2 separate regions of the Homo sapiens genome follow, and region 2 is linked to region 1. A link is an interaction called in ENCODE POLR2A ChIA-PET data of the cell type or tissue named here. Cell type or tissue: CD4-positive, alpha-beta T cell. All regions are shown on one strand. Links, peaks and the distances in the headings refer to the core of each region. The heading gives the core; the rest is flanking DNA. Region 1 overlaps CDC42SE2 (CDC42 small effector 2). Region 2 overlaps LOC105379173 (a long non-coding RNA gene).

What was found. ChIA-PET counts read pairs that join two places held together with the same protein. Peaks named below come from ENCODE experiments on the same cell type or tissue, not always from the same donor. Only the 100,000 strongest peaks of a DNase experiment are listed, where the experiment ranks them.
Region 2: POLR2A ChIA-PET joins it to region 1 with 7 read pairs; 8 of 35 experiments call an interaction of 5 or more read pairs at or near these places.

What each region holds. Positions count from the first base shown.
Region 1 is chr5:131,276,594-131,286,571 of GRCh38, forward strand. The region is part of intron 1 of CDC42SE2 (CDC42 small effector 2); the gene reads left to right. Among named protein-coding and RNA genes, the nearest start is that of CDC42SE2, 18 kb to the left of the region's middle. In CD4-positive, alpha-beta T cell, for the core only: no CTCF peak of the experiment used is centred there; DNase peaks (open chromatin) are centred at 4,738 and 5,168; H3K4me3 peaks cover 3,253 bases; H3K27ac peaks cover 4,347 bases.
Region 2 is chr5:131,409,461-131,419,438 of GRCh38, forward strand. It overlaps LOC105379173 (a long non-coding RNA gene), which reads right to left. Exons shown (of 3, transcript XR_007058929.1): 2 at 5,611-7,717. Among named protein-coding and RNA genes, the nearest start is that of CDC42SE2, 150 kb to the left of the region's middle. In CD4-positive, alpha-beta T cell, for the core only: no CTCF peak of the experiment used is centred there; a DNase peak (open chromatin) is centred at 4,711; H3K27ac peaks cover 936 bases.

The sequences.
Region 1 (9,978 bases), core at 2,682-7,681:
ATTTATGTCTTTATTGACTTGTATTGTGGGACTTTCATATCGCCACAATGTGTGTGTGGGTGTGTATATATATCTTTACAGTTTTTGTAATATGCAGATACAATTTAGACTCTCATATAAACATGACCATTAGAATTTTTTTTTTTTTTTTTGAGATGGAGACTTGCTCTGTCACCCAGGTGGGAATGTAGTGGTGCAATTTTGGTTCACTGCAATCTCTGCCTCCTGGCTTCAAGCAATTCTCCTGCTTCAGCCTCCCTAGTAGCTGGGATTACAGGCATGCACCATCATGCCCAGCTAATTTTTTTATTTTTTTTTGTATTTTTAGTAGAGGTGGGGTTTCACCATGTTGGCCAGGCTGGTCTTGAACTCCTGACCTCAGATGATCCGCCCACCTCGGCCTCCCAAACTGCTGGGATTACAGGCGTGAGCCACCGCACTTGGCGACCATTATAATTTTTAAAAAGCCTGTTTACATACCAAATAAAATCATCATGTTGGATGACACACTAGAAGTGTTTCTTTACAATTTTGAAATAATCTATTTTATAGACTAGGTAGTTTTCATTAGAATTTGACATTGACCTAGTTGAATTCATATGTTAGCATTTCACACATAACCATCTTGGATTAATGAGATCCTTGTTTCTGAGCTGGTGTGTAGTCCTACCACTCAGTTTATTTCAGCTGTATTCATAGTTTGATGCCCGCCATCCTACTTTAACTTCATAATGTTCTGTTTAGATTATTAAGTAATCAAAGTGGTCATATTGAGAAAACTGAATACAATTAATAGGTGTGACCCCAGTCTCATAAGGGGTCATTAAAATAATGCATGACATTATGCCTTCATTTATTCCATTCAGTACATTTATCAAACTACTATGTGAAGTTGTTTCTCAACCCATTCAGAATAAGATATAAACTGTACTCACCCAGAAAATACAAACTCAACAGTCTGTACATAATTTGGCCCTAACAGCCTATTATCTCACCTTTGCTCACTACACTCTGGCCAAGTTAGTCTGTTCAGTTTCTCAAACATGCCATTCTTGGCCTTGGCTTAGAGCTTTTACACTGGTTGTTTCCTTTGTTTGAAATGGTGTTTTCCCAGATGTTTTTTAGCCTGGCCCTTTACCTTTCCAATCTCAGCTTAAATATCACCTCCTGCTTCCTCACCACTCAGTTAAAAATAGGTCCTCCCCATCACTGTTTTAATTTCTTCATGCCATTTGTGAGTCCTTGAAATTATGTGTTTTTTAAAATTAATTTTTATGACAGTAGGGACTTCCTTTGTCTTATTCCTTGCTGTCTACAATGCCCGAAACAATACTGGCACCAAAAGGTGTTCAGTAAAAAAAAGTGTTGAGAGGATAAAGCCAGGTACCAATTTCATCTATTCCCCCCACTTTTTTTTTGAAATGGAGTCTTGCTCTGTCTCCCAGGCTGGAGTTCAGTGGCATGATCAGGACTCACTGCAGCCTTTGGTCCTATCAATTCTTGTGCCTCAGCCACCCAAGTAGCTGGGATTCCAGGTGTGTGCCACCACGCTAGCCAATTTTTTATTTTTAGTAGAGATGGGGTTTCTCCTTGTTGGCTAGGCTAGTTGAGAATGTGATCCACATTTGGGAGATCCCGCCTGGGCCTCCCAAAGTGCTGGGATTACAGATGTGTGCCACTGCGCCTGGCCTATTCTTCCTTGTGAGTGATTTTAGTGTATTAATAATTTAAAATGTCAAAAGCCTATTTCTCCTAACCTAGAAAAGAAACTGGATTATTCCGATAAAAGCCTGTTTTAGAAAAGGATGAGAAAATTTAGGAACTGTTGTGATGATTCTTAGATCAGAGTAGTTAAGTGGAGCCAGTGTTGTGCTGGAACTGGTTAGCTGATTGTGCCTCTCTCTCCAGCTCCATGTGTGACATCATGTTAGTAGCTTGAAACTGGCCATGGTGGGACATTTACAGCATGGCAGACTGCAGAAGCTACAAATCAGGGGCCCTTTTCTCAAAGAGGTGGTCAAATATTTATCAGCAGACCACTGGCAGTGGGACCATATGAAATTGTTGTTTTTATAGACAAAAAAAATGCTTGAATATTGGCAGTTCCTTTCCTTTCCTCTCCCCTCCCCTCCCCCCTCCCCTCCCCTCCCCCTCCCCTCCCCTCTCCTCTCCCCTCTCCTCTCTTCTCCCCTCCCTTCTTTTTTTTTTTTAAAGACAGAGTCTGTTTGTTGCCCAGGCTAGAGTGCAGTGGCTTGGTCTTGGCTCACTGCAACCTCTGCCTCCTAGGTTCAAGTGATTCTCCTGCCTCAGCCTCCCGAGTAGGTGAGACTACAGGTGTGCACCACCACGCCCGACTAATTTTTGTATTTTTAGTAGAAACAGGGTTTCATCATGTTGGCCAGACTGGTCTTGAACTCCCAACCTCAAGTGATGCGCATGCCTCGATCTCCCAAAGCTCTGGGATTACAGGCGTAAGCCACCACACCTGGTGAATATTGGCAATTTCTTATGGTTTAGTCTAGTAGAATTACTTATTTTGGTTTAAAGAAATTTCTTTATGGTGGTCAGTGGAGTTATATCAGTGCTTTTACCTTCTTTTTCAAAGTTATGTTCTCTTTACATCTGATGATTACTTCTAGATTCATTTATTGCATAAAATGTGCTATTTATATGTTTGTATATTGTTTAACTGTGTATCTAATAGTTCATTCCAAAGCAGGCACAAAAGATCTTCAGATCCTCTGACAGAGTGTTCTTGGTTTTACTGCTTATGCTAAATAAGATTATTGAAAGGCGTTACTTTTCTGGTCAAGAAAGCAGAACTGATTCAGTTTGTTATATAGCATTTTCTCAGCCCTCCCCCCCCCCCTTTCAGAATAATTTACATAAATACTCCTGAGTTCAATTTTTTTTAACTTTTTTTTCTGCTTTTACTTATTACCCTTTAAGTGCTTGCTTACTTTCTCTGATAATTTACTTTCTTCTACTCTGTGATTTCTTTTACAAATCAATGAAATGGTGTTGTCTTGTTTTCTCAAGTTTTTTCCTGTTACCTTTCCTGTGGTCACCTGGACATTCCAGTCCGTTTTCCACACTCTCCCTCTACCTTCTCCCCCAGTTCTTTAAAGAGACACAAAGTTACAGGCAGCATTTTCTGACTGGAGAAAAATTATTGTTTAAAAATTGAACTCTGAGACTGGGCACAGTGGTTGGCTCACGCTTGTAATCCCGGCACTTTGGGAGGCTGAGGTGGGCGATTGCTTGAGTACAGGAGTTCGAGATCAGCCCAGGCAACAGGGTGAAACCCTATCTCTATAAAAAATACAAAAATTAGCTGGGCATGAGTGTGTTTATGACCCCAGCTCCTTGGGGGCTGAGGTGGGAGGTTGCTTGAGCCTAGGATGTCAAGGCTTCAGTGAGCTGAGCTCACACCACTGCACTCCAGCCTGGATGACAGAGCAAGACCCTGTCTCAAAGAAAAATTGAACTTAGTTGGCTCGGGAGTTTATTGGCATTTTTTGAGCAACAGTTGCTTTGTTAATTCTGAATAACTGGATTTGAACTGGTGCTACTGAATTAAAATATGGGGTCTACATTTCTTACCCTTTAACTGAAATTATTCTCTTTTATGCACACACACAAACTGTATTTAATGTAGAACATCAGAAAGTATATACAAGCTAAGGAAAAAGTTTTAATCCTACCACCCTAAAATATAATAACTAGTCAGTGGTCATGTTTTGATGAACATCCTTCCAGATACCTCAATATGAATATATGTTTTTTCACAAAATCTTACATAGACTCTGACATTTCACTTTAACGAATATTATCATAAAAGTATTACTTTTTATTACTTCAGTTTGAAAGGGTCATATTGGAAAGTGAAAATTCTGTTTGACGAGGATAAAGCTGTAGGTAAAGTTGTGATTAAAAACAATGGTGTTTATAGAGAGTAGAATGTGGTAAGTCAACTGGAGAAAAGAATTACTTTCAGCAGTAATTTTTTTCTTAAGAGCCCTCTTACCATTGCACAATAGCCTGATTGTTTTATACTAGCTGATGAAAACCATTCAGGATTCTATGTACAGCAGAATTATTTTAATAATAGCCCTAGGGTAAAATATGAGCCTGTAGATAAGTTTATATTTTTTAGTCTGTCCAAGTCCGACTGATCCTTTAATAGTAAAATAATTTTGGAAGAAAACTGTGTTTTATTGAAGGCCTTCATCTATCTGTAGTATGACAATTTTATTAGATATTGCTACCCTTTTTATGTGTGAGAATGAGGAGTGAAATAGTTCTTGGAAAAATTTTAGCATGTAAGAATTCTTATGTTAATGTTTCCTTTGATTTTTGTTTTATGAATGTGAAAAATCCTTGTGGAAGAATTGCTCATATATATTGGTATATTGCATTCTTTGGAAATCACCAGTTCCAAATTTGTCAAGTGGTTGTTTGGGTCGTTAAATAGCAATTGTAAAAGCAAATCAAAGATCCTTTAAGGATTTTTCCTTGATCACAGTGATATCCATTACCTGGGGTAGAGTAGACCGCTGATGTCTTGCCTTCATTTTTATTGTTCTTAACCTCGTCCTTTCTGTGTTGTATCACTGCTTGCTCACAAGCTCCTCCAGTCTTTTTCTCTTCAGTAGCTTTTTCTCTTACCCCCTTGTGCTACTTCCTGAATGGTGTATATGTTGCTGAAAACATTTCTCATGTGGTAAAGAAGAGTAAAGAGCAATGTAGTTGATGTGGCCTTTTCTACTGAGAAATGATGCATTTGTGGTCTACAGAAGAGACTTGACAGCCCCTAAAGAAGTGTTTTTTATCTACATTACATGTTTGTGAGTGGATATGCAAGTGCCTCTGTTGGAAGGTAAAGTGAATCTTGAAACAAATTCTAGAAAAGTGTTTAGAATTATTCCATACATTTTGCTGTTGAAAAAATAGTATTTAAAGAAAGTTTCATCTCACAGTGAATTTTTAGCCTCCTCTTTTAAGATTTATTTTGTGAACAGTGACCTTGTTTTTGTAAACTCTACTCTGAAGAAGTTTAGAAATTAGTCACACAGTAAGTGGCAGAACAAGTATTCAAAGTCTTGCCTGATTTTCCATAGTCATTTAGCTTGGAAAGCATTGTAAAGTGGCAGAAAGAATATGGACTTTGAAATTTAGACACACCTCGATTTGATCTCTAACTTTGCTGCATATTTGCTGCGTGGCAAGTTCTTACCGTTGGTGATTTTCATTTTCCTTTTCAGTTAAGTGAGAGTAATACATTTGTTAGGATTAAATGAAGTAATGCACATAAAGCATTTGGCTTGTAGAATAAGATGTTAATAAATGTTTAATTTCCTTTCAACAATACCATATCGTTTTAAAATGTCTTGGGAGCCACTTGGACATTTCACTTGAAAGTTAAGTGCCATCAGGAAACTAGAAACATGTATAACCCAGGTAGTGATCTTTCAGGGAAATTTTAATTTCCCTGTCTAAGGAGGAGAGTAGTTTTTCGGACTGTTTTAAAAATATGTGACTTAAAGGAAAGTTTTAAGGTTAAAAGCTGAAATAGAACTGAGTTAGGATGAGTTAATTATTGCTGACCAAAATTGTAAGAAAGTCCATTTCTACATTTCCTGAGAAATCGAAACATTTGTGTTATATACATAGAGAAGTCACTTTTAAAGGCTAAGAACTGACCATTTGAAAAGTTTATGATTAAGATATGGGGAGAAAGTGTTCATTTTTAAAGTAATAAACAATAGCAAGTTTCTCTTATCAGATTTAAGGTTTAAGGAATGGTGCTTGTTCAGACCTGAGTACAGTGATGACACAGGTACTAAATATGTTGTTGGAGGTAGTATAAATCTGGAACCTGTTTCAAAAGCGCTTTGGCATATTTGTGTGTATTTCCACTTCTGAGAGATTATTCTAAGGAAGTAACCTTTTTTTTTCTTCTTTGGGGGGAGAGGAGGTTATTTTCCTTCCTTAATGACACCCTAATTGAGATAATTCACATAAAAAATCACCTTTTTAAAATTATTATTATTGAGATGGAATCTTGCTCTGTCACCTAGGCTGGAGTGCAGTGGCGCGATCTCGGCTCACTGCAAGCTCCGCCTCCCGGGTTCATGCCATTCTCCTGCCTCAGCCTCCCGAGTAGCTGGGACTACAGGTGCCCGCCACCATGCCTGGCTAATGTTTTTGTATTTTTAGTAGAGACGGGGTTTCACCATATTAGCCAGGATGGTCTTGATCTCCTGACCTCGTGATGCGCCTGCCTTGGCCTCCCAAAGTCCTGGGATTACAAGTGTGAGCCACTGCACCTGGCCCTTTTTTTTTTTTTTTAAGATGGAGGTTCACTCTTGTTGCCCAGGCTGGAGTGCAGTGGTGCAGTCTCGGCTCACCGCAGCCTCCACCTCCCGGGTTCAAGCGATTCTCCTGCCTCAGCCTCCCGAGTAGATGGGATTACAGGCATGTGCCACCATGCCTGGCTAATTTTGTATTTTTAGTAGAGATGGGGTTTCTCCATGTTGTTCAGGCTGGTCTCGAACTCCTGACCTCAGGTGATCTGCCCGCCTTGGCCTCCCAAAGTGCTGGGATTACAGGCATGAGCCACTGCGCCTGGCCAAAATCACCTTTTTTACATAAGTCAGTGTTGTACAACCGTTGCTACTAATTTTATATTTTCATCACCCCAAAACAAAATGAGTAGTCATTTCTGTTCTTCCCTCCCCACATCCTCTGATAGCCGTTTACATATTTTCTCTTTCTAGATTTGCCTCTTTGGACATTTAATGTAAGTGGAATCATGCGATATGTGACCTTTTGTGTCTGGCTTTTTTCATTTAGCATAATGTTTCAAGATTTATTCATATAGCATGTATCAGTACATCATTCTCTTTTTTTTTTTTGAGATGGAGTTTCGCTCTTGTTATCCAGGCTGGAGTGCAGTGGTGTGATCTCGGCCCACTGCAACCTCTGCCTCCTGGGTTCAAGTGATTCTCCTGCCTCAGCCTCCCAAGTAACTGGGATTGCAGGCCTGTGCCACCATGCCTGGCTAATTTTGTATTTTTAATGGAGACGAGGTTTCTCCATGTTGTTCAGGCTGGTCTTGAACTCCCGACCTCAGGTGATCCGCCCATCTCGGCCTGCCAAAGTGCTGGGATTACAGGTGTGAGCCACTGCGCCAGGCCCATCATTCTCTTTTATGGCTGAATATTATTCTGTTGAATGCTTATACAGTATTTTATTTGTCCATTTATCAGTGAATGGACGTTGGGTTGTTTGCACATTTCAGTTATGAATAATGCTGCTATAAATATGAACATTCATGTACAAGTTTTTGCATGGATTTGTTTTAATTTATCTTGGGTATATATACCTAGGAGTAGAGTTGCTGGGTTGTATGGTAACTCTGTGTTTAATATTTTGCAGAACTGCTAGTCTGTTTTCTAAAGTGGCTGCATAGTTTTACGTTTCCATCAGCCGTGTAGGAAATATGTGGCCTTTTGTAATTGGCTTCTTTCACTTAGCATAATATGTTCAAGGTTTATCCATGTTGTGGTATGTATCAGTACTTCATTCCTTTTAATGGCTGAATAATGTCCCATTGCATGGATATAACACATTTATCCTTCAGAAAGCTTTTTATCCAAAAGTATTCAGTGAAGCATTAGTTATAATTTTAAAAAATTGAAAATTACCTTAATTTTTAACAAAAAAGAGTCGTTAAATTAGGTACATCTGCATATATCTTTTATTAGTAATTCATTGTAAAGGATTTCAAAGGAAAACAATTGTTAGAGTGCTAAAGTAGGATACAAAATTGTACGTGTACAACTGTTCAGTGTACCTGGTTTTGGGGGATGGTTATTAATTTCTTTATTTTTAATTTTCTTAGTCTCCTCTGTTGCCCAGGATGGAGTGCAGTAGTGTGATCATACTTGGTGTAACCTCGAACTCCAGGGCTCAAGTAAGCCTCGCACCTCAGCCTCCTGAGTAGTTAGGACTACAGGCACATGTCATCATGCCCAGCTAATTTAAAAATTTTTTTTGGTAGAGATAGGGTCTTGCTCTGTTGCCCAGGTTGGTTGTGAACTCCTGGGCTCAAGCAATCCTGTGCCTTAGCCTCCTAAAGCACTGTGATTACAGATGTAAGCTACTGGGCCCAGCCCCCAATTTAAAAATGTTTCTATATTTTCCACACTTTTTACAATGATCATATATTCCTTTTATAATCAAAGTAAAAGAATAGTTTTTTTAAATGATAATAGAGGTTGCCTATGGTGGTGTGCGCTTTAGTCCCAGCTACATGGGAGGCTGAGGTGAGAGGATTGCTTGAGCCAAAGGACTTGAGTCTAGCCTGGACAACATAATGAGACCCTATCTCTAAAAAAACAAAACCCAGACCAGGCACAGTGGCTCATTCCTGTAATCCCAGCACTTTGGGAGGACAAGGTGGGAGGATTGCTTGAGCCCTGGAGTTTGAGACCAGCTTGGACAACATAAAAAAACCCTGTCTCTGAAAAAAAAAAAAAATTGCCTGGTGAGGTGGTATACACCTTTGTCCCAGCAACTCAGGAGGCTGAGACAGGAAGATCTCTGGAGCCTGGAAGGTTGAGGCTGTAGTGAGCTCGGGTTGTGCTCCAGCCTGGGTGACAGAGTGAGACCCTGTTGCTCCCCCCGCCCCAAAATAAAACCCAAAACCGTAAAACCAACAGTAGCTGTATCTTTGTATGTTACTGATATAAATTTATTCAGCCAAGAAAAGCAGGATCATCAGTGTAAGGAGTGTTAATATTCTATATTGATTCATGATTAGCATATATTATAAATAAAATAATTTCTGACTATGGCTAAGAGAACTTTTAATTTTTCACATGGACCTAAGCATTTCAATTTATAATAGCAGTGTAGAATAATTCTTGTGTATTTGACTTCTGAAATGAGGGAGAGGAAAAATACAGGCAATGCATATTTTAAGCATAATGAACAGTATTGTTTCTTTCAGAGCTCCTTGCAAGAAACAAACTCTATTCTAGGATTTTTAGGCAGAAAGATATCTTATGGTAGGCAATTTGGTACTTACAAAATCATTGCATGGTCTGGAAGAGCTGGAATCAGAGGGTTATCACTAGATTAATATATTCAAGAACATAAGCCCATAGCTGTGACTGAGAGGTCAGGAAACAAACTGGTAAGTAGTCATAGGAACACTGAATCTGGTACCACAGCTTCTTCCAGTTGCCTTTATATCTGGTGAGTAGAGTTAGGCTATCACAATTGTTTCTAAACCTTCTTTGTGTCATTGCTCACCACTTAAATCAGCAACAGAAAGATAGCTTCCATTATCACTTCTGCTTTACAAATCTCATAAGAGGCTGTCTAACTAGCAGAACCTTGTTTGCATTTCCAATACTAACTGTAAAGGAAAGTCTGGGAAATGTAGCTTTTTTTTTTTTTTTTTGGTTGGGGGGACAGGGTCTCACTGTGTCACCCATGCTGGAGTGCAGTGACATGATCTTGGCTCACTGCAGCCTCAACCTCCTGGGCTCAAGCAATCCTCCTGGGCCCAAGCAGTCCTCCCCGGCTCAAGAGGTCCTCCTTAGTAGCTGGGACTATAGGTGCTCATCACCACACCCAGCTAATTAAAAAAATTGTTTTTTGTGGAGATGGGATCTCACTGTATTGCCCAGTCTGGTCTTGAACTCCTGGGCTTAAGTGATCCTCCTGCCTTGGCCTCTCAAAATGCTGGGATTATAGGCATGAGCAAATGCACCTGGCCAGTTTTTTTTTTTTTTTTTTTTTTTAAATAAAGCATTCCTGCCCTTGACGTACAAGAAGGCACGTATAGGGAGTGGTGAGAGGGAATGAATGCCAACTATTTCATGACTAGCCTTCAGAAGCCTCTGTTTACTAGGTAATAAGGCTTTATACTCAGCGTACAGTTGACCCTTGAACAACATGGGTTTG
Region 2 (9,978 bases), core at 2,351-7,350, 130 kb after region 1:
AAGCAAAAAGAACAAAACAGAAGGAATCACATTACCTGACTTCAAATTATACTATGGAGGTATAGTAACCAAAAGAACATGGTTCTGGCATAAAAACAGACAAAGACCAATGGAACAGAATAGAGAACACAGAAAGAAGTCCATGCACCTAGAGTGAATTCATTTTCAACAAAGGTGCCAAGAACATACACTGAAGACAGTCTCTTCAATAAATGGTGCTGGGAAAACTGGATTTCCATATTCAGAAGAATGAAATTAGACACCTCTCACCATATAAAAAAATCAAATCAAAATGGATTAAGGATTTAAAACTAAGACCTCAAACTATGAAACGACTACAAGAAAACATTGAGGAAAGTCTCCAGGACATTGGTCTAGGCAAAAATTTCATGAGCAACACCCTACAAGCACAGGCAACCAAAGCAAAAATGGACAAATGGGGCCGGGTGTGGTGGCTCACACCTGTAATCCCAACACTTTGGGAGGCTGAGGTGGGTGGATCACAAGGTCAAGAGATCAAAACCATCCTAGCCAACATGGTGAAACCTTGTCTCTAATAAAAATACAAAAATTAGCTGGGCATGGTGGCGCACACCTGTAGTTCCAGCTACTCTGGAGGCTGAGGCAGGAGAATCACTTGAACCTAGGAGGTGGAGCCTGCAGTGAGCCGAGATCGCGCCACTGCACTCCAGCCTGGCAACCGAGTGAGATTCTGTCTCAATAAAATAAAATAAAATAAAATGGACAAATGGAATCACAACAAGTTAAAAATCTTCTGGGCCGGGCACGGTGGCTCACGCCTGTAATCCCAGCACTTTGGGAGGCCGAGGCGGGTGGATCACGAGGTCAGGAGATTGAGACCATCCTGGCTAACACGGCGAAACCCCGTCTCTACTGAAAAATACAAAAAATTATCCAGGTGTGGTGGCGGGCGCCTGTAGTCCCAGCTACTTGGGAGGCTGATGCAGGAGAATGGCGTGAACCTGGGAGGTGGAGCTTGCAGTGAGCCAAGATCATGCCACTGCACTCCAGCCTGGGCAACAGAGCAAGACTCCATCTCAAAAAAAAAAAAAAATCTTCTGCACTGCAAAGGAAACAATCAGGAAACAATCAACAAAGTGAAGACACAACCCACAAAATGGGAGAAAATATTTGCAAACTACCCATCTGACAAGGGATTAATAACCAGAATATATAGAAGCTCAAACAACTCCATAGGAAAAAATCTAATACAATAAAAAAAATGGGCAAATGGTTTGAATAGAAATTTCTCAAAAGACATACAAATGGCAACAAATCAAAACTACAATGAGAAATCATCTCACCCTCAGTTAAAATGGCTTATATCCAAAAGACAGGCAATAACAAATGCCAAAAATGTGGAGGAAAGGCAACCCTTGTACAATGTTGGTGGGAATGTAAATTAGTGCAACCACTATGGAGAACTATTGGAGGTTCCTCAAAAAACTAAAAATAGAGCTACCATCCAACAGTAGGATCCAACAATCCTACTGCTGGGTATATATACCCAAAACAAAGGAAAGATATCTGCACTCCCATGTTTGTTACAGCACTGCTCATAAAAGCTAAGATTTGGAAGCAACCTAAGTGTCCATCAACAGATGAATGGATAAAGAAAACGTAGCACAGGCCAGGCGCGGTGGCTCATGCCTGTAATCCCAGCACTTCGGGAGGCTGAGGCAGGCAGACAGCTTGAGCTCAGGAGTTTGAGACTAGCCTGGGCAACATGACAAAAACCTTGTCTCTACTAAAAATACAAAAATTAGCTGGGCGTAGTGGCACATGCCTGTGGTCCCAGCTACTCGGGGGACTGAGGTGGGAGGATCACTTGAGCCCAGGAGGTGGAGGTTGCAGTGAGCCAAGACCACGCCACTGCATTCCATCCTGGGTGACAGAGACCCTGCCTCAAAAAAAAAAAAAAAAAAAAAATTGAGTGGCACATATACACAATGGAATACTATTCAGCTATAAAAAAGAATGTGATCCTGCGTGTCATTTGCAACAACATGGTTGGAACTGGAGATCATTACGTTAAGTGAAATAAGTCAGGCACAGAAAGACAAACATCACACGTTCTCACGTGTGTGATCTAAAAATCAAAACAATTGAATTCATGGACATAGAGAGTAGAAGGGTGGTTACCAGAGGTACAAAAACATAGTTAGAATGAGTAAGACTTACTATTTGACAGCACAATAGGGTAACTACAGTCAGTAATATACATTTTTAAATAAAAGTGTGTAATTGGATTGCTTGTAATATAAAAGATAAACGTTTGAGGGAATGGATGCCCCATTCTCCCTCTGATTATTTCATGTTGCATGCCTGTATCAAAACATCTCATGTACCCCATAAATATATATACCTATGTACCCACAAAAGTTAAAAATTAAAAAAATTGGCTGGGTGCAGTGGCTCACACCTGTAATCCCAGCACTTTGGGAGGCCCAGGTGGGCAGATCACCTGAGGTCAGGAGCTCGAGACCAGCCTGGCCAACATGGTGAAACCCCGTCTCTACTAAAAATACAAAAATTAGCTGGGCATGGTGGCACATGCCTGTAATTCCAGCTACTCAGGGAGGCTGAGGCAGAAGAATCAGTTGAATGTGGGAGGCGGAGGTTGCAATGAGCTGAGATCGTGCCACCGCACTCCAGCCTGGGTGACAGAACGAGATTCCATCTCAAAAAAAAAAAATTAAAAATTAAAACAATTGGCTGGGCATGGTGGCTCACGCCTGTAATCCCAGCACTTTGGGAGGCCGAGGTGGGCGGATCACCTGAGGTTGGGAGTTCAAGACTAGCCTGGCCAACATGGAGAAACCCTGTCTCTACTAAAAATACAAAAATCAGCCGAGCATGGTGGTGCATGCCTGTAATCCCAGCTACTCGGGAGGCTCAGGAGAATCACTTGAAACCAGGAGGCGGAGGTTGCAGTGAGCCAAGATCACACCACTGCACTCCAGCCTGGGCAACAAGAGCGAAACTCCGTCTCAAAAAAAAAAAAAAAAAAAAAAAAGAAAAAGAAAAAAAATTAAAACAATTGTAAAAAGGTTCATCCATTTTGCAGCATGTCAGAATTTCTTTCCTTTTCAAGGTTAATAATGTTTCATTCATTGTATGCATCCAGCATTTTATCCATTCATCCACTGATGGGCACTTGGGTTGCTTCCACCTTAGCCATTGCTGATAATATTGCTATGAACAAGGGTGTACAAATATCTCTTTGAGACCCTACTCTCAATTCTTTTGCACATATATACATATATATATATACACATATATGTATATATACACACACACATATATATACACATATATGTATATATACACACACACACATATATATGTACCCAGAAGTGGAACTGCTGGATCATATGGTAATTCCATGTTTAATATTTTGAGGAACTTACATATTATTTTCCAAAGCAGTTGCATTACTTACATTCCCATCAAGAGTGTACATGACTTCTAATATCTCTACATGCTCTCTAACAATTGTTATTTTCAATTTTTTTGACAGTAACCATCCTCATGGGTGTGAGGTGGTATTTTGTTGTGATTTTGACTTGTGGATTAGTGACACTGAACCACTTTTCATGTGCTTGTTGGCCAACTGTTATCTTCTTTGGAGAAATATCTATTCAAATCTTTTACCTTTTTTTTAAAGACAGGGTATCATTCTGTCACCCAGGCTGGAGTGCAGTGGCAAAATCAGGGCTCACTGCAGCCTCATCTCTTGGGCTGAAGCGATCCTCCCACCTCAGCCTCCTGAGTAGCTGGGATTACAGGTATCTGCCACCACGCCTGGCTAATCTTTAAATTTTTTGTGGAGACAGGGTCTCACCATGATGCCCAGGCTGGTCGTGAACTCTTGGGCTCAAGTAATCTTCCTGCCTTAGCCTACCAAAGTGCTGGGATTCTAGTGTGAGCCACAGTGCTCGGCCATTTTTGCTGCCCCCAACCCCTTTTTGGCAGAGTCTCCCTCTGTCACCCAGGCTGAAGTGCAGTGGTGTGATTACGGCTCACTGCAGCCTCAACCTCCCAGGATCAAGTGACGCTCCTGAATGGCCTCCAAAGTAGCTGAGACTGCAGGCACGCGCCTCCATGCCCGGCTAATTTTTAAAATGTTCTGTAGAGATGGGGTCTCTCTATGTTGCCCAGGCTAGTCTCAAACTCCTGAACTCAAGATATCCTCCTGCCTTGGCCTCCCAAAGTATTGGGATTACAGGCATTGCTCGACCTTCTGCCCATTTTAAATTGGGTTTTCTGTTGTTGACAGAGAGATTTTATTTGATAATAATTTAAATAATATTACTTTTAATATTGATAATTTAAAGAAATATTTTTGAAATATGTATTTTAAATGTTATATAAAATGCATTTCAAGTATTCCAGTGTAAAATATACACTGTGCTCTCCCAATCAGAATGGAATGGACTTTATTTGAACCCCTACAGATAACAATATTGTCATTAAAAATTAGGAAACTGAAATTTAGAAAGGATGAGCACCTTATCCAACAGGACACTGAATTTTTCAGTACTACCTTCAGAGATCACTGAACTGTAGCCTGTTTTTGTCTAGGCTTAACTAGGGAAGAAGCCACTTTCGATCTCACGCAAATGGTTAACAGAATCTATTTCCTGTGGCTGGGGAGCTGAGGGCTCTGGCTTCTTGCTGACTATTGGCTGCAGTCCTCCCTTAGCTCCTAGAGGCCTCCTGCAGTTCATGTCCCCATGTGCCTCCTCAACATGTGCACTTCATTAAGCCAAGGAGAGCCTAGAGCTAGTTTGCTAGCAAGATGGAGTCTTATACAGTGTAACATAATCGTGCAGCTACATTACACCACCTTTGCCATTTTCTATTGCTGTGAAGCAACTCACAGGTCTCAATCATAACCAAGGGGATGATACAGTAGAAAATGGCAAAGGGCATGACTACTAGGACACCAGGGTGGCAGACTGTATTTTTCAAAAACAGCCACAGCAATATTCTCTGACATGGTCTTCTAGAACCTTGTTACTTTTTATCAACAATTTCCTCTGCTTCCCTGTCACTGAACCTGGGTGACACACTGTGATACAGCTTGCCTGGCTCTCTCTTTTGCGATACTTGCCCTTGAAACTCAACCTCCATGATCTGAGGCAGGCCAAAACAGCCCATATGGAGAGATCACATGGAGAGGTTCACGTGGTCAGGAATAGAGGCCTCAAACAACAGCCAGCATTAACTCTCAGCTATGAGCTTTCAAATAATTCCTGTCCTGAGCCTGAATCTTTCAGCTAAGGCCTTAATCACTGTGGAGCACAGAAAAGCCAGCTTTTCTAAACCCTGTGCAAATTCCTGAACAATAAACAAGCATAATAAATGGTTGTTTCATGCCACTAAATTTTGGGTTGATTTGTTACACAGCCATAGTAATTGGGACATGTTAATAGAATAAAGGAGCAAGAACCCACAATTATTTCAATACATGCAGAAAAAGCATTTGATAGAGTCTGACATTTATTAATAATTAAAAAGTTCCAGCAAATTATAAATCGAAGGGAACTTTCTTAATCTGACAAAGAGTTAATACATAAAACTTACTGCACACAGTGTATTTATTGTTGACAGTTTTTCTCTATCATCACTTCTATTCATTATATTGGAAGTTCTGGGTAACTGAAAAAATAAAAGGCATAAGAATTAGAAAGGAAGAAATAGAACTGCCTTTAGCTGCAGATTACATGTCTATATAGAAAATCTGAGATTATTATTATTATTAGGATTCAGTGAGTTTGGTAAGACTGTTGGACACTGGAACAACATTAAAAAATCAATTTTATTTCTATTTGACAAAAAATAATCAAAGTCTGGGCACAGTGGCTCGTAAGTGTAATCCCAACACTTTGGAAAGCCAAGGCAGGAGAATCACTTGAGCCTAGGAGTTCAAGACCAGCTTGGGCAAAATTAGTAGACCCCGTCTCTACAAAAACATTAAAAAATTAGCTGGGTCCATGTGGTGTGCACTTGTAGTCCCTTCTACCTTGGAGGAGGTCGAGGCTATAGTCAGCTGTGATTGCACCACTGCACTCCAGCCTGGGCAACAGAGCAAGAAACCATCTCTTAAAAGAGAGAATAATTAACAACTGAAAATTTAGAAGCTACTATTTATAATAGCATCAAACATACTGCTTAAAAATAAATCTTACATAAAAAGTATGAAACTCTTAAACCAAAACAATAAAACAGAGCAATAGAAAATCTAAGTGGAGAAATATACTACATTCATAGATCAGAAGACTAAATTTCAAGATGTTACTCTCCTTCAAAATGATATATAGATTCAAGAAAATCACAATGAAAATTGCAATTGTATGCATATGTGTAAGTGTACTTGTGTGTAAGTTGGTAAGCTGGTTCTAAAATTTTTTGGAAATACAATGATACAAGACATCAAAAAAGGAGAACAGGGTTAGAGAACTTTCTCATTAAGATATTGATATGTGTAATACTAGAGTAATTAAGAGTGTGGTATTGGAAAATGGAGAAATAAACAGGCTAATGAAACAGAATACAGACCCCAGAAATAAACTCAAGTATACTGGACACTCAAGTATATATGGACACTTGATTTACAGCAAAGATGGCAGTGAAGTGCACTAGACAAAATGTCTTTTCAATAAATGGTGCAGGAACAATCTGTAGGTAGAGGAATGAAACCTGACTCCTACCTCATACTACACATAAACATCTATTCCAGATCTGTTTTAGAGCTAAATTTAAAAGGCAAAACATTTAAAATGTAACACAGAATATAATCATGAACTTAGAGTAAGGACTTCTTAAGCAGAACACAAAGGCTGGGTGCAGTGGCTCACGCCTGTAATTCCAACACTTTGGGAGGCTGAGGTGGGTGGATTACTTGAGGTCAGGAGTTTGAGACTAGCCTGGCCAACATGGTGAAACCCTGTCTCTACTAAAAATACAAAAATTAGACGGGAGTGGTGGTGGACATCTATAAATCCAGCTACTCGGGAAGCTGAGGCAGGAGAATCACTTGAACCCAGGAGGCAGAGGCTGCAGTGAGCTGAGATGGCGCCACTGCACTCTAGCCTAGGCTACAGAACAAGGCTCCATTTCAAAAAAAAAAAAGTCAGTAGAAAATGATTTAATAAAAACCCTGCAACACAAAAAGCACTAACTATAAAGGAAAAGAATAATACATTTCTCTAGTTTAAAGTTAAGAACTTCTCAAGAGACACCATTAAGTGTATGACAAAGCAAGTCAGAGAGGGACAAGCTATTTGCCACAGGTATAGCTGACAAAGGAGTCAGATCCAGAATATATAAAGAACACCTCGAAATCGATTTAGAAAAGAATACTTACAAAGGCATTTCATAAAAGAGGAAATGGCCTATAGTAATATGAAAAAGGTGCTCAACCCCACTAATAACTAGGGAAATGCAAACTAAAACCACAATACCATTACATACCAACCAAAATGGCCAAAGTGAAAGAAGAACGCTGAAAATACCAACTGGTCAGAACAGATGAGAACTTGCCAGGGAGTCTTTGTAATACACAGTTGTTCAATATATATTGTTAGACTTCTGATTTTTTTTTTTTAGTGCATATTTTGTACAGGTATGTTTTTCATTCCCATTCAGAGTTGGACCATTTGTATTTTCTGGTAGGTTTCTCTTGTGGTCCCTGAAAAAATCCAATGCTTACTGAGTATTGCAAATCCTATGCCCACATTTACAAACAATATACATATTAGAGTATTGCTAATACCATACTATCATTCACTGTTATCCAAAGATTATCCAACTAGAACCTAAAATTCTATGACATTTCCTGGTTTGGAAATGCTTCAATTTTGTCAAATATTTCACTATTGGCTGCAGAAACATCTGCAATGACGACTAAGAAATTACCTTGCTCTCTCTTTAAAAGGAGACTTCCAAGAGTCATATTGTAGCGTGGCGCCACCTGGTGGTTCCACTGTATCCAACGTATTTTTTTTCTTCTACCATCTCTTCCCCCTTTCAGCCCTTTTCTTGTTTCTCCTCTTCCCAGGTTCATCTGCCACTACATTCCACATTAGACAGCAGCACAGTTAACACTTCGCCATGGCCAATTCCGAACCTATGCAGAGTTTTACAGAATGAGATAAAGCACTTCTCTGTATGTTTATTAGATAATTTTTTCTTTTATGAAGTGCTTCATTAAGGTTTTTGCCCATTTTTCTATTGGGTGTTCCTTTTCTTTGGTATACAGAAGTACTTTACATACCTGGACACCTGTCCTTTGACGGTTATATGAATTAATATATTTCCCAACTCTACAGGCTTTTTGTTTTTGTAAATGGTGTTTTTTGGTGAATGCATTCTAGTATAGTCAAATATATCAATCACTTCATTTAGAGTTACATTTTCTTTTACCTTATTTAAGGAATCCTGGCCAGGCGCCTGTAATCCCAGCACTTTGGGAGGCCGAAGTGGGCAGACCACTTGAGGTCAGGAGTTCAAGAACAGCCTGGCCAACACGGTCAAACCCTGTCGCTACTAAAAAAAATACATACAAAAATCAGTCGGGCGCAGTGGTGCGCACCTGTAATCCCAAGCTGCTTGGGAGGCTGAGGCAGGAGAATCGCTTGAACCTGGAAGGCGGAGGTTGCAGTGAGCCAAGACAGTGCCACTGCACTCCAGCTTGGGTGACAGAGTGAGACTCTGTCTCAAAAAAAAAAAAAAAGAAAAAGAAAAAAGAAATCCTTATTACTTCTGAAATTTTGTTATACAACTTTGTTATTTCTTCTGTAAGTGTTTGGTAGAACTTACCAGTAAAGTCATCCAAGACTGAAGTTTTCTCTGTGGAAAAGCTTTTAAAGAGGATTTAATTTCTTTAATAGAGGACTATGAAGTTTTCCATCTTGTTATAGTTTTGTTAAGCTGTGTTTTCTATGAATTTGTATATTTCATGTACATTTTACTTACTCAAAGTGTCTTAATATCTCTCTAATTTCTTTGTAATTATAGTAATTCTGGCTGAGGTGGGTGGGTCACAAGGTCAGGAGATCAAGACCATCCTGGCTAACACGGTGAAACTCTGTCTCTACTAAAAATACAAAAAGTTAGCCGGGTGTGGTAGCATGCGCCTGTAGTCCCAATTACTCAGGAGGCTGAGGCAGGAGAATTGCTTGAACCTGGGAGGCAGAGGTTGCAGTGAGCCAAGATCACGCAACTGCACTCCAGCCTGGGTGAGAGAGCGAGACTCCTTCTCAAAAAAAAAAAAAAAAAAAAAAAAAAAAAAAAAAAAAAAATATATATATATATATACACACACACACACATATATGTACATAAATATATATTTATATATACGTATATATACATGTATATATACGTATACATATACACATATATATGTATACGTATATATACATGTATATATACGTATATATAAATATATATTTTATATATAAATAAAAAATATATTTTATTTATATATACACATATATAAGTATACATAAATAAAAAATATATATAAATTAAAAAATATATATATATAAATAAAATAATTCTTTGGTTGGGTACAGTGGCTCATGCCTGTAACGCCAGCACTTGGGGAGGCCAAGGTGGGAGGATTGCTTGAGCTCAGGAATTCAAGACCAGCCCAGGGAATATAGTGATATCTCATTTCTCTTTAAAAAAATAAAATAAATAAGTAGCCGGGCACACCTGTAATCTCAGCTACTCAGAAGACCGAGGTGGGAGATCACTTGAGGTTGAGGCTGCAATGAGCTATGACTGTACCACTGCACCCCAGCCTGGGCAACAGAACAAGATCCTGTCCCCACCCCCGCCCACCAAATAATAATTCTTTTCCATCTCCAACACTGGTTAGTTCTGCCATTTTTTCCCTTGATCATTTTCACCAAGGGTTTACCAATTATTTTTTCAAAAAGCAAT